Regions from separate parts of the Homo sapiens genome. Here region 1 is linked to region 2. The links are chromatin contacts, found by Hi-C or POLR2A ChIA-PET in ENCODE. All regions are on one chromosome and are shown on one strand. The core of a region is the stretch at or near the end of the contact, and the rest is flanking DNA. Distances in the headings are between cores, read along the strand shown. Region 1 overlaps AK8 (adenylate kinase 8). Region 2 holds the start of GTF3C5 (general transcription factor IIIC subunit 5).

Region 1 (4,900 bases), core at 1,809-4,308, 260 kb after region 2:
CAGGGAAGGCCTTTCTGATGATGCTTGAGCAGAGGCTTATATGGAGTGAGGGAATGAGCCATGGACAGATGTAGGGAAGAGTGGTCCAGGCCTGGAACTACAGTGCAAAGGCCCTGAGTTAGGAATGTGCCTGGCAACTCTGAGCAACATCAAGGAGGCCATTGGCCATAGATCAGGGAGAGACTCGCAGGTGAGGTGTCAGAGGTCACAGGAGACCATAGACCTTGAAGGAATTCGGCTTTTCCTTGGAGTGATGTGGGAGCCACTGTGTGGGGCTTGAGCAAATGACAGATGGGATCCCGCTGATGTTGTAAAAAGATACCTAGTGGGTGGAGAAAGGGCTGTAGGCAGGGGGACAAGGTAGCAGCTGGGAGGCCAGGTATAGGGCTGTTGGCAGTAATCCAGGTGAGAGGTGCCAGAGGCCTGGACCAGGGTGGTAGCTGTGGAGGTGGTGAGAAGTCTTTTGAAGGTAGAATTGGTACCATTGATTTGCTATCACACTGGATGTAGGACATGTGAGAGAGAGAGGCGTTGCAGAGAGCTCAGGTGCTTGCTGGGGCAGCAGGAAGAATGGACTGGCCTTGTGATGACCAGAGGAGGAGGCTGGAGGAATGGGGTTGAGGAGGGACCACTAGCTCAGTTTTGGGCATGATAAGCTTGAGATGCCTCTTAGAAATCTACTGGTTTGCTGGGGCTGCCACAGCAATGTACCATAGATGAGGTATCTTAACAGAAGTTTATTTCTTCAGAGTCCTGGAGGCTGGAAGCCCAAGATCAAGGTGCCAGCAGGTTTGGTTTCTTCTGAGGCCTCTCACTGCATCCTCACATGGCACGTGTGCCCTGGGTGCCTCTCTGCGTGTCCACATTTCCTCCTCTTAGAAGGACTCCAGTCAGATTGGATTGGGGCCCACCTTTTAGGGCCCTTTTAACTTAACCACCTCTTTAAAGGCCCTGTGTTCAAATACAGTCACCTTCTGAGGTTCTGGGGGTGAGGGCTTCACAGGTGAATTTTGTGGAACACAATTCAACCCTAACAACATCTGCAGCGGGCTATGAGTCTGGTAGTTCAGGAAGAAAAATTTGGGAATCACCAGAGTCTAACACCCAGTGAGCTCTCAAAGAGCAACTCCTCTCATTGATGGTGGTGGCAGGAGCATTCTGGGGTGATATGGTTTGGCTGTGTCCCCACCCAAATCTCATCTTGAATTCCCACGTGTTGTGGGAGGGACCTGGTGGGAGGTAATTGAATCATGGGGGCAGGTCCTTCCCATGCTGTTGTTGTGATAGTGAATAAGTCTCATGAGATCTGATGGTTTTTTTAAGGGGGAGTTCCCCTGCACAAGTTCTCTCGCTTTGCCTGCTGCCATCCATATAAGATGTGACTTGCTCCTCCTTGCCTTACGCCATGATTGTGAGGCCTCCCCAGCCATGTGGAACTGTCAGTCCATTAATCCTCTTTCCTGTATAAATTACCCAGTCTCAGGTGTGTTTTTATTAGCAGCGTGAAAACAGACTGATACACAGGCTCTGAAAGGAAGCTCCGTCCTAGCCTTTCCCCTCTGGTGACCTCACACCACACGACGCTGCTTGTCAATGGCCCTGGCCATTCATAATGGAGCCACACCGCCATAACAAGGTGGGAGCCTTGAGCCTTTTGAAGGGAATTGCAGTCAGAACATGCTAGATGGATGGAGACCCAGTACTCTCCAGCTTACCTTCATTCTGCCTTCACATTTCAATCAAGTGACACCTTGGGGTTTGTTTCTTTACAAGAGGCGCCCTTTCAGTCCATGAAGGACCCCTTAATGGCCTTATTGAGAGCCTGTGGTAGGGGCTTAAGCATATAAAGATGGAGGATTGTACGATCCAGGGAAGGCGACACATTTTCATAAACAGAATCTCGTAAAAACATCCAGAGAGGGCTGCCATGTGCATGATTCCTGGCCCGTTCTGTTGACAGGGACATAATTCTCACAGTGTAAGCCTGACCACCATCTGCCATAGCACTTTCCTCCATAGTCTCTTGTCTCCTGTGGGCAGGAGGGCCAGGCCCTGGGCTGTGCACCTGGCCTACCTCTTCCCTCCTAGTCCTTCCAGCAAGACCAGGAAAGGGTGCATCACCCGAACCTTTCAGCTGAGGAAACTGAGGCTCCAAGAGGCTGAGTGTCTTGCCCTCATCACACAGCACATCATGGCAGTGGAGACGGACTCGGACTGAGACGGAGTCCCTGGACTCCTGTGCTCTGAGCCGCTGAGCGCAGAGTCTTCAGGTCACCCTGGCACTAAGTCCACACCTGCCCTGCTGGCTTCCCAGAGGCCTCCTGAGGCCCCCTGCTCAGCCAGACCCTCCCATCTCCTGTGCTGCGTTTGCCGAGGCCACCAGCTGCTCCCTCCCCACTGAGATGAGATGGGGGAAGCATCTCCCTGACTGGGGAGGCCCACACCGCTGGGCCTGAGAGAAGGTGTAACCCCATGCCAGGGGGTCTGCCGTGCACTCAGCAGCTGCTTCCAGAGCCCACTGGGTTCCTGGATCCAGGGGAGGGGGAATGGGGGTCAACAGGGAGCAAGACCGCCCCACACTGCGCCCCAGGGCTCCCCTTGAAGGGGCCGACCCATCCCGCTCTTCCCTGCCTTGTCCCGGTCTCGATCTCGGCCCAGCCCGCTGCCCACCGCGCTGCCCCAGGTCTCTGTTGAAATGGGACCGGCTTCCCAGCCAATTCAATCCCGGAAGTCACCACTGACCCTCACGCGGGCTGCTCAGGTTACAGCCAGGGGCAGGGCGCGCGTGCAGGGCGAGGGGCATCCCCCGCGCTCCCAGCCCGCTCCTCCACAGGGTGTCCCCTCGCCCCTGCCCCACCCCCTACCCCAGCCAGCGTTCTGGGCTCTTTATTCATTCCGAGATTCATAGCCATGAAAGTCAAACCCAGAGGCCCCTGGACGCCATCGAGCGCGGTCCTCATGGCACTGAGGAAGCAGCAGAGGCCCAGGGAAGCTGAGCGCGCCGAGGGGTGGCCCTTGGCGCGGGGCTGGGCCTCCGGGCCCGGGCTGGCGGGGCTGCTGTTTGTTTCCGCTTTCACTTTTAAATGCCACGTTGTCTGCATCCCAGGACCCAGGCAAGGGGCACGAGTGTGACCCCCCCAGGCCTTCCCCTGGTTCCGTTTCCCTCCCTAGCCCGGTCCCCACGATGGGTGGGGACAGTGGGCTGTGACAATGGATCGCGACTGCTGTTTTTACCTGGCGGACGATGCGCCCGAATTCGCTTTAACCAGATGCCCCTCTTCGCCTGGAGCCCTGGGAGCAGTCCCCCTCTCCGCTCAACAATAATTAGCCTTGTAAGACTAATGGAGGAAATCGTGTCTAATTACCCTGTTGAAGACCCAATTATGCGATTAACATTCGTGGCTATAAGCTAATGATGAGAAGAGCCTCTCATTTGCATAGCATTAAGTTAATTGCTGGCAAGCGGAGGGGCGGACAAGGCGGTGATGGCAGGATTCTCTTTCTGAAAGGATACTAATGACCAGAGAGGACGAGCCACCTGACAGCTTTATTAATTAACAGCGATCTGATTACCTACCAGGAATGGCAAGTGGCCTCGCTGAAAGTCTCGGCTCTTTGAGAAATGAGAGATGGGAGCCCTCACTGCCGATGTTTCTTCCACACGCTTTGCTGGGTTAGAGGCAAGCTCATGACCGCCTTGAAAAGCCATTTTAGACAAATCTTCCTTTGCATTCTTGCTGGAGCCCTTCTCTTATGCCCTTCCTTGGACATTTGCTCTTTCACTCCCTCCCCCATGCACTCACCCCACCCATAGTGACTGCGCTCCTCCTGCCTGCGACGCTGGCAACAGGCAGCACAGTCTAAGGTCCCTCCCGGGAAAGTGTTCAGAGAGGGTTCCATTCTGGGAGAGGCCCCCACTTTCCCCAGAGGTTTCAGATTCGAGTCAACCTTGCTGCTGGCAAATGTCAGCAGAGAATTTCAGAGCTTGAAGAATCCTTAGAGAGCATCAGTTCGAGTCTCTTACCCGGAAAAAACTGGGGGGCCCGGAGAGGCTAAGGGTCTGGAGCTCAAGATGCCCGCCAGGCAGTGGCAGGGCAGGGTGGTGCCTGGACTGTGCAGGACGGCTCTGTCTCTTCAGCCTCTCTGTCATCCCCGTCAGGCCCACTGTATTTGGAGATTTCGACGTTGCCTTGGGAACCCCTGCCCCTCCCCACAGTGCCCGCCCAGCCCCCTCCCATTTCCCCTCCTAGCACTTACTTGCCCCTGGCCCTCCTCCCAGCCTGTTTCCCCCCATGCGGGCAGGAACTGTATTGCACTCACTCTAATAAATAGATGATTGGACCAATTAAGGAAGCCTTGCAGTGGTGTGGCTGGGACTCATCTTCCAGTGGGTTTTAAAACATGGAGATTTTTAACGACAAATAAAATCTTGCATATATCCTTCTGTAACTTGCTTTTTCACTTAATAAAATATTATGGACATCTTTCCCTATCACTGCATAAAGATACAGCTCACTAGGTGTTTGCATAGCATGAGACTGTCCAGATGTATTATAATGTATTTAAATACCCTCTGTTAGCAGACATGTGTTTCCTGTTTTTTCTATTACAATGCAACAACTAGCATTCATATATATACACACACATATGCATTTGTATTTGTTTTTGCATATGTTTTGATCATTTCCTTGGGGAAAATTCATAGAAATGGAATTGCTGATCCAAAAGGCATAAACAATTAAAAAGTTGGCCGGCACGGTGGCTCACGCCTGTAATCCCAGCACTTGGGGAGGCTGAGGTGGGCAGATCACCTGAGGTCAGTAGTTTGAGATCAGCCTGACAAACATGGAGAAACCCCGTCTCTACTAAAAATACAAAATTAGCTGGGCATGGTGGCGCA
Region 2 (4,711 bases), core at 49-2,548:
ACTCCAACCAGCAGGGACAGGACACAAAAACAGGGACTGACTGCCTTAGGGATAAAAACCCATTCCAGGCTGGGCACGGTGGCTCACGCCTATAATCCCAGCACTTTGGGAGGCCAAGACGGGTGGATCACCTGAGCTCAGGAGTTCAAGACCAGCCTATAGGACACAGTAAATTCCACTTCAAAGATTTTAGCCTTTTACCTTCCTTTAAATTCAAGAGGGGGAAAATTAATAAATACAATGAGTTATGAGTTCCATTTCAAAGAACCAATATGTCAGTATGTTCAGCTTCCCTGTTCTTTGTTCTCCATTTTAAAGTTTAACCCCTCGTTCTTTACGCCTCCTTGCCCCTAGTTTCAGTAAACAACCCCTTCCTAGCTTCTATCACCTGCTCTGTCCTTAGTCATCCTGAGTCACCTGCTCTGTAACCATCCTTCCCACCAAAACTACTCACCCCGCCACTCAGGCCTGTGCCCCTGCCCTCTTTGAAATAACCAATCGGAATTAGCTTAGACTGTGCGGTCCAACCCTAGCCAATATGGGAAAGACACAGCAGTAGAGACTAGCTGTGTAAGAGATAGGAACCCCTTCCCCTTCCTTGTCGGTGTGCTCTCGCCATTGCTCCATCCGCAAGATGCACCCTTCTATAGAAGGAAATTTGCCTTGCTGAGAAAACTGTTTGCCAGAGTGCTGATTCTTCTTTGCGGCACCCAAAATTTATTTCCAACAAGCCTGACCAACATGGTGAAACCCCCTCTCTACTAAAAAATACAAATTTAGCCGGGCGTGGTGGCATGCGCCTGTAATCCCAGCTACTCTGGAGGCTGAGGCAGGAGAATCGCTTGAACCCTGGAGGCGGAGGTTGCAGTGAGCCAAAATCGCACCACCGCACACCAGCCTGGGAAACAAGAGCGAAACTCCGCCTGAAAAACCAACAAAAAAACAAAAACAAAAACAAAAATCCTTCCCTTCTTTGTTCTGTTGGCTCTCTTGCAGCGGCCAGAAGAGCGAGCAGCACCCTTCTGCGTAAGTAAATTTGCTAAATTTCCCTTGCTGAGAAATCCTTTGAGTGCTCGTTTTCTTTGCGACTCCGAGCTCTTATTCCAACACCGAGATTCCCAGCCCCTTACCCGGGAGACGCCTTCCTCGCCGCCCAGAGTCGGCAGCATCTTAGCCACATCACGCACCACTCCCGGGTACTCCACGCACACCATGCGTCGCTCCCGCCTCAGCTCCACGGGGACGGCGGCCCCCAGCCCCAAATCGGCCGCCTCCGCCGCCATCCCTGTGCGTCTGGCAGGGCCCGCCAGGGTCCGTCCCACAAAGTACTCCCAAAGGCCTCGCCTCAATTGTTCCGCGAAGGAATCGTTCCGGGCTCCCTCACCGCTCGCGTCATCCTAACTCCCCGGGCTCAGCAAGACGCGAGGGCCTCCAGGGAGCAAATGGCCCATGGGAGGGCCCATGTCTTCGGGAAAACGACCGCCGTGTCCTCGACTTTTTATTTAAAATTAAGCGAGTTAGTCCACCGGGCGGGGCAAGCACCAGTCTCTCCTACTAGCCAGCGAGGGACCCGGAGGATAATAAGACACAAACCTCCCTCGACTTCAGCCAATGAGAATCCGAGGGCCGAGCGAGTTTTTTTTTGAGCCAATGAGAAGTCCGGAGGAAGCTAGGTCCCACCTTCTCCTCCAGCTTCGTACGTTTTAACCAATAAAGAACTAGAGTTAACCACGTCCCAGCCCTCTTCTGGGTATTCCACCCAATGACACCTCGGGGGCGGGCCAGAGGCAGACTTCCGGCCCGCCTGCTTGGTGGGGAAAAGGTCCCGGCTGAGAATTGATTTCCGCATTGGGTCGGCCTGGTATTCTGTCGGTGTTGGCGCTTCTTCTCCCAAGCTCTTGCAGCCCCCTCGGGACTAGGTTTCCAACGGCGCTTGCGGGGGGCCTCGCGGAGGTGGATGTGGAAAAGGCGAGCGCGGGGGAACTGTGCTGTAACCATCGCCCCGCCTCCACAGAAAGCCCCGAAGCGCCGGCTCGGGGCCGAACGCGGGCATCCGGCGTTCGTCTGTTAGGCAGGCAGACATTAAGCGCCTACTGTGTGCTGGGCCCTACTCAAGACCCAGGCGGGGAGAACGGCGTCTGTCCGGTAGGCGCCCAGGGCTGCTGCAAAGCCCCGGAGCGAGGAGTGTGGCCCCTCAAACAGGGAGGAGATGAGGTCCGAGGCCGACCGAGGTCAGAGACCCGCACCCACGAAAAGGGTCCACCCGTCGGGCTGGCTGCTTCCCAGTGCCGTGGAGAGCCCCTGAAGGTTTCTTTTTTTGAGAAGGAATCTCGCTGTGTCGCCCAGGCTAGAATGCAGTGGCGCTTTCTCGGCTCACTGCAACCTCCGCCTCGGGTTCAAGCTATTCTCGTGCCTCAGCCTCCCGAATAGCTGGGATTACAGGCGCCTGCCACCATGCCCGGTTAATTTTTGTATTTTTAGTAGAGACGAGGTTTCACCATGTTGGCCAGGCTGGTCTTGAACTCTTGACCTCAAATGATCCGCCTGCTTCGGCCTCCCCAAGTCCTGGGATTACAGGCGTGAGCCACCGCGCCTGGCCCCTTGAAGGGTTTTATGCGGAGCAGTGATCCCATTCATGCATTTGAAAGACCTCTCTGGCTGTTGTGTGGAGAACAGATCAAAGGGGGAGAAAGTGAGTTCAGATAAACCAGCTCCGAGACTGCATAATCCAGTCAAGAGATGAAGGGACTGGGTTTGAGAATATTGGGAGATGAGAATCATGGCCCAGCACAGTGGCTCACGCCTGTAATCCCAGCACTTTGGGAGGCTGAGGCGGGAGGATCAGTTGAGCCCAGCAGTTGGAGGCCAGCCTGGGCAACAGGGGAAGACCCCATTTCTACCAAAAAATACAAAATTAGCCGGCCATGGTGGTGCATGCCACAGTAGTCCCAACTACTCAAAAGGCTGAGGCAGGAGGATCCTTTGAGCCCTGGAGTTGGAGGCTGCAGTGAGCTATGATCATGCCACTTGCATTACAGCTAGAAATTAGTAAGAGCAAGTGACCCCTTGGGTATGGGTACCCCGTTTCTGAAGTGATTTTTTTTTTTGAAAGACACGATCTCCCTCTGTCACCCAGGCTGGAGTGTAGTGGTGTGATCATGGCTCACTGCAGCCCCGAACTCCTGGGCTCAAGTGATCCTCCTGCCTCAGCCTCCTGAGTAGTTGGGACTACAGGCGTGCACCACCATACCCGACTAATTTTGTATTTGTGTGTGTGTGGCGACGGGGTCTCACTATGTTGCCTAAAGTCATTTCTTTTTGTTGTTTGTTTGTTTTGAGACAGAGCCTCACTCTGTCACCAGGCTGGAATGCAGTAGCACAATCTCGGCTCACTGCAACCTCCGACTCCCTGGTATAAGCGATTCTCCTGCCTCAAACTCCCGGGTAGCTGGGATTATAGGCATGCGCCACCACGCCCAGCTAATTTTTGTATTTTTAGTAGAGATGGGGTTTCACCATGTTGGCCAGGATGGTCTCGATCTCCTGACATCATGATCTGCCCACCTCGGCCTCCCAAAATGCTGAGATTACAGGCGTGAGCCACCGTGCCCAGCCTGTGATTTCTTAATCAGAAGAGTACCTGATTGCTCTCCTTGGGTTTAAGAAGGCAGAATAAATAGCTACATGAATTCAGCCCACTGAATACATTCTAAAGTGTAACCTCAATGTGAAATATATTGTATTGTAATTGGAAGGCTGGGTCAGGAGCCCCAAAGCTTTGAAAGAACACCTCCTGAGAGTACAGTGGGAAATCAACCACCAGCAGATGATGGTTGAGCTAGAAGAACCACGTGTTTCCACAGGGAGCTGCACACGAGGACCCGGTGGTCCCTGACCTGCCCTCTCCAGGGGGGACCTGCACTTTCTGCCACCAAAGAGGATTCTCTGTAGGGAGGCCAGGATGATTCTCCAGAATTTACCATGCCTTGAGATGAAATTTCCTTTCAAACTTCCTTGTGTCCTTTTGTCCTCATTCCATGTTCACCAGTCTTCTGACTGTTTCATTTTCCAGAAAGGAGAAACTGAATAACATGTATATTTTAACCTTGCCTGCAATTGTAAATCAATAAATTGGTGTATTTACATCAGATCCCTGTGAGTTTGGTGCACATAAGACAGTCATGAAGACTTGGTCACTGTTGGTAGAGTTGGCCAATAAAATATTGAACACAGTTAAATTTGAATTCATGCAATATTTGGGGCATATTTATACTAAATATGTGTTATCTGAGATTCATATTTAGCTAGGTGATTTTTTAATTTGCTAAATATGGCACTCCCACCTCCGGGTATTGAGATTGAGTTTCTGAATTTGGAAAGCTGATTCCAAACCACCTGGAACCTTAGTGAGCCCACCATGCAATCCAGTGACCCTCTAGTTTGTCTGCTGTATTTTTCCTCCTTACTGAAGCAAGAGTGATCTTTCCAGAATGAGATCGCAGTCTGTCCCTGCCTCCAGTGACTCCCCAGCATCCCTGGCCCACCACCTGGCTAACTACTCCTCTCCTTTAGGTTGTTGCCTTAGACTTCAATTTGCCTGGTAAATCCTCCCTGACCCCAAAACACTAGTTTGGTGCCATCCTCGCTGCCCGGGGCCCCAAACCCACTGCATCATGGAGCCGGAAGCACTATTATTTTTTTTCTTTTTTAC

What was found. Hi-C counts contacts between places; a loop is a spot of excess contacts on that map. ChIA-PET counts read pairs that join two places held with the same protein, here RNA polymerase II (POLR2A). Pooled maps may share reads with other maps.
Region 1: a loop to region 2 is called in a pooled map, with 11 times the contacts of the local background. The contact joins the enhancer-like site here to the promoter of GTF3C5 in region 2. A Hi-C loop is called at or near these places in 2 of 37 single-sample maps with no recorded cell type and 8 of 50 pooled maps. POLR2A ChIA-PET finds 5 or more read pairs at or near these places in 5 of 52 experiments (A549, PC-9, WTC11 and 2 more).

The regions. Positions count from the first base shown.
Region 1 is chr9:132,768,414-132,773,313 of GRCh38, reverse strand. The region is part of intron 11 of AK8 (adenylate kinase 8); the gene reads left to right. Among named protein-coding and RNA genes, the nearest start is that of GTF3C4, 100 kb to the right of the region's middle. RefSeq lists a silencer at 2,713-3,012 and enhancers at 2,878-3,172, 3,283-3,342. Within about 2 kb of position 3,058, at least 34 of the 41 ENCODE cell types and tissues checked have a DNase peak (open chromatin) inside an H3K27ac peak, as active enhancers do.
Region 2 is chr9:133,027,584-133,032,294 of GRCh38, reverse strand. GTF3C5 (general transcription factor IIIC subunit 5) reads right to left here and starts at 1,298. Exons shown (of 11, transcript NM_012087.4): 1 at 1,131-1,298. The coding sequence starts at 1,283. LOC105376306 (a long non-coding RNA gene) reads left to right here and starts at 1,873. Exons shown (of 2, transcript NR_135119.1): 1 at 1,873-2,145; 2 at 3,864-4,143. RefSeq lists enhancers at 1,278-1,537, 982-1,633, 1,868-2,117.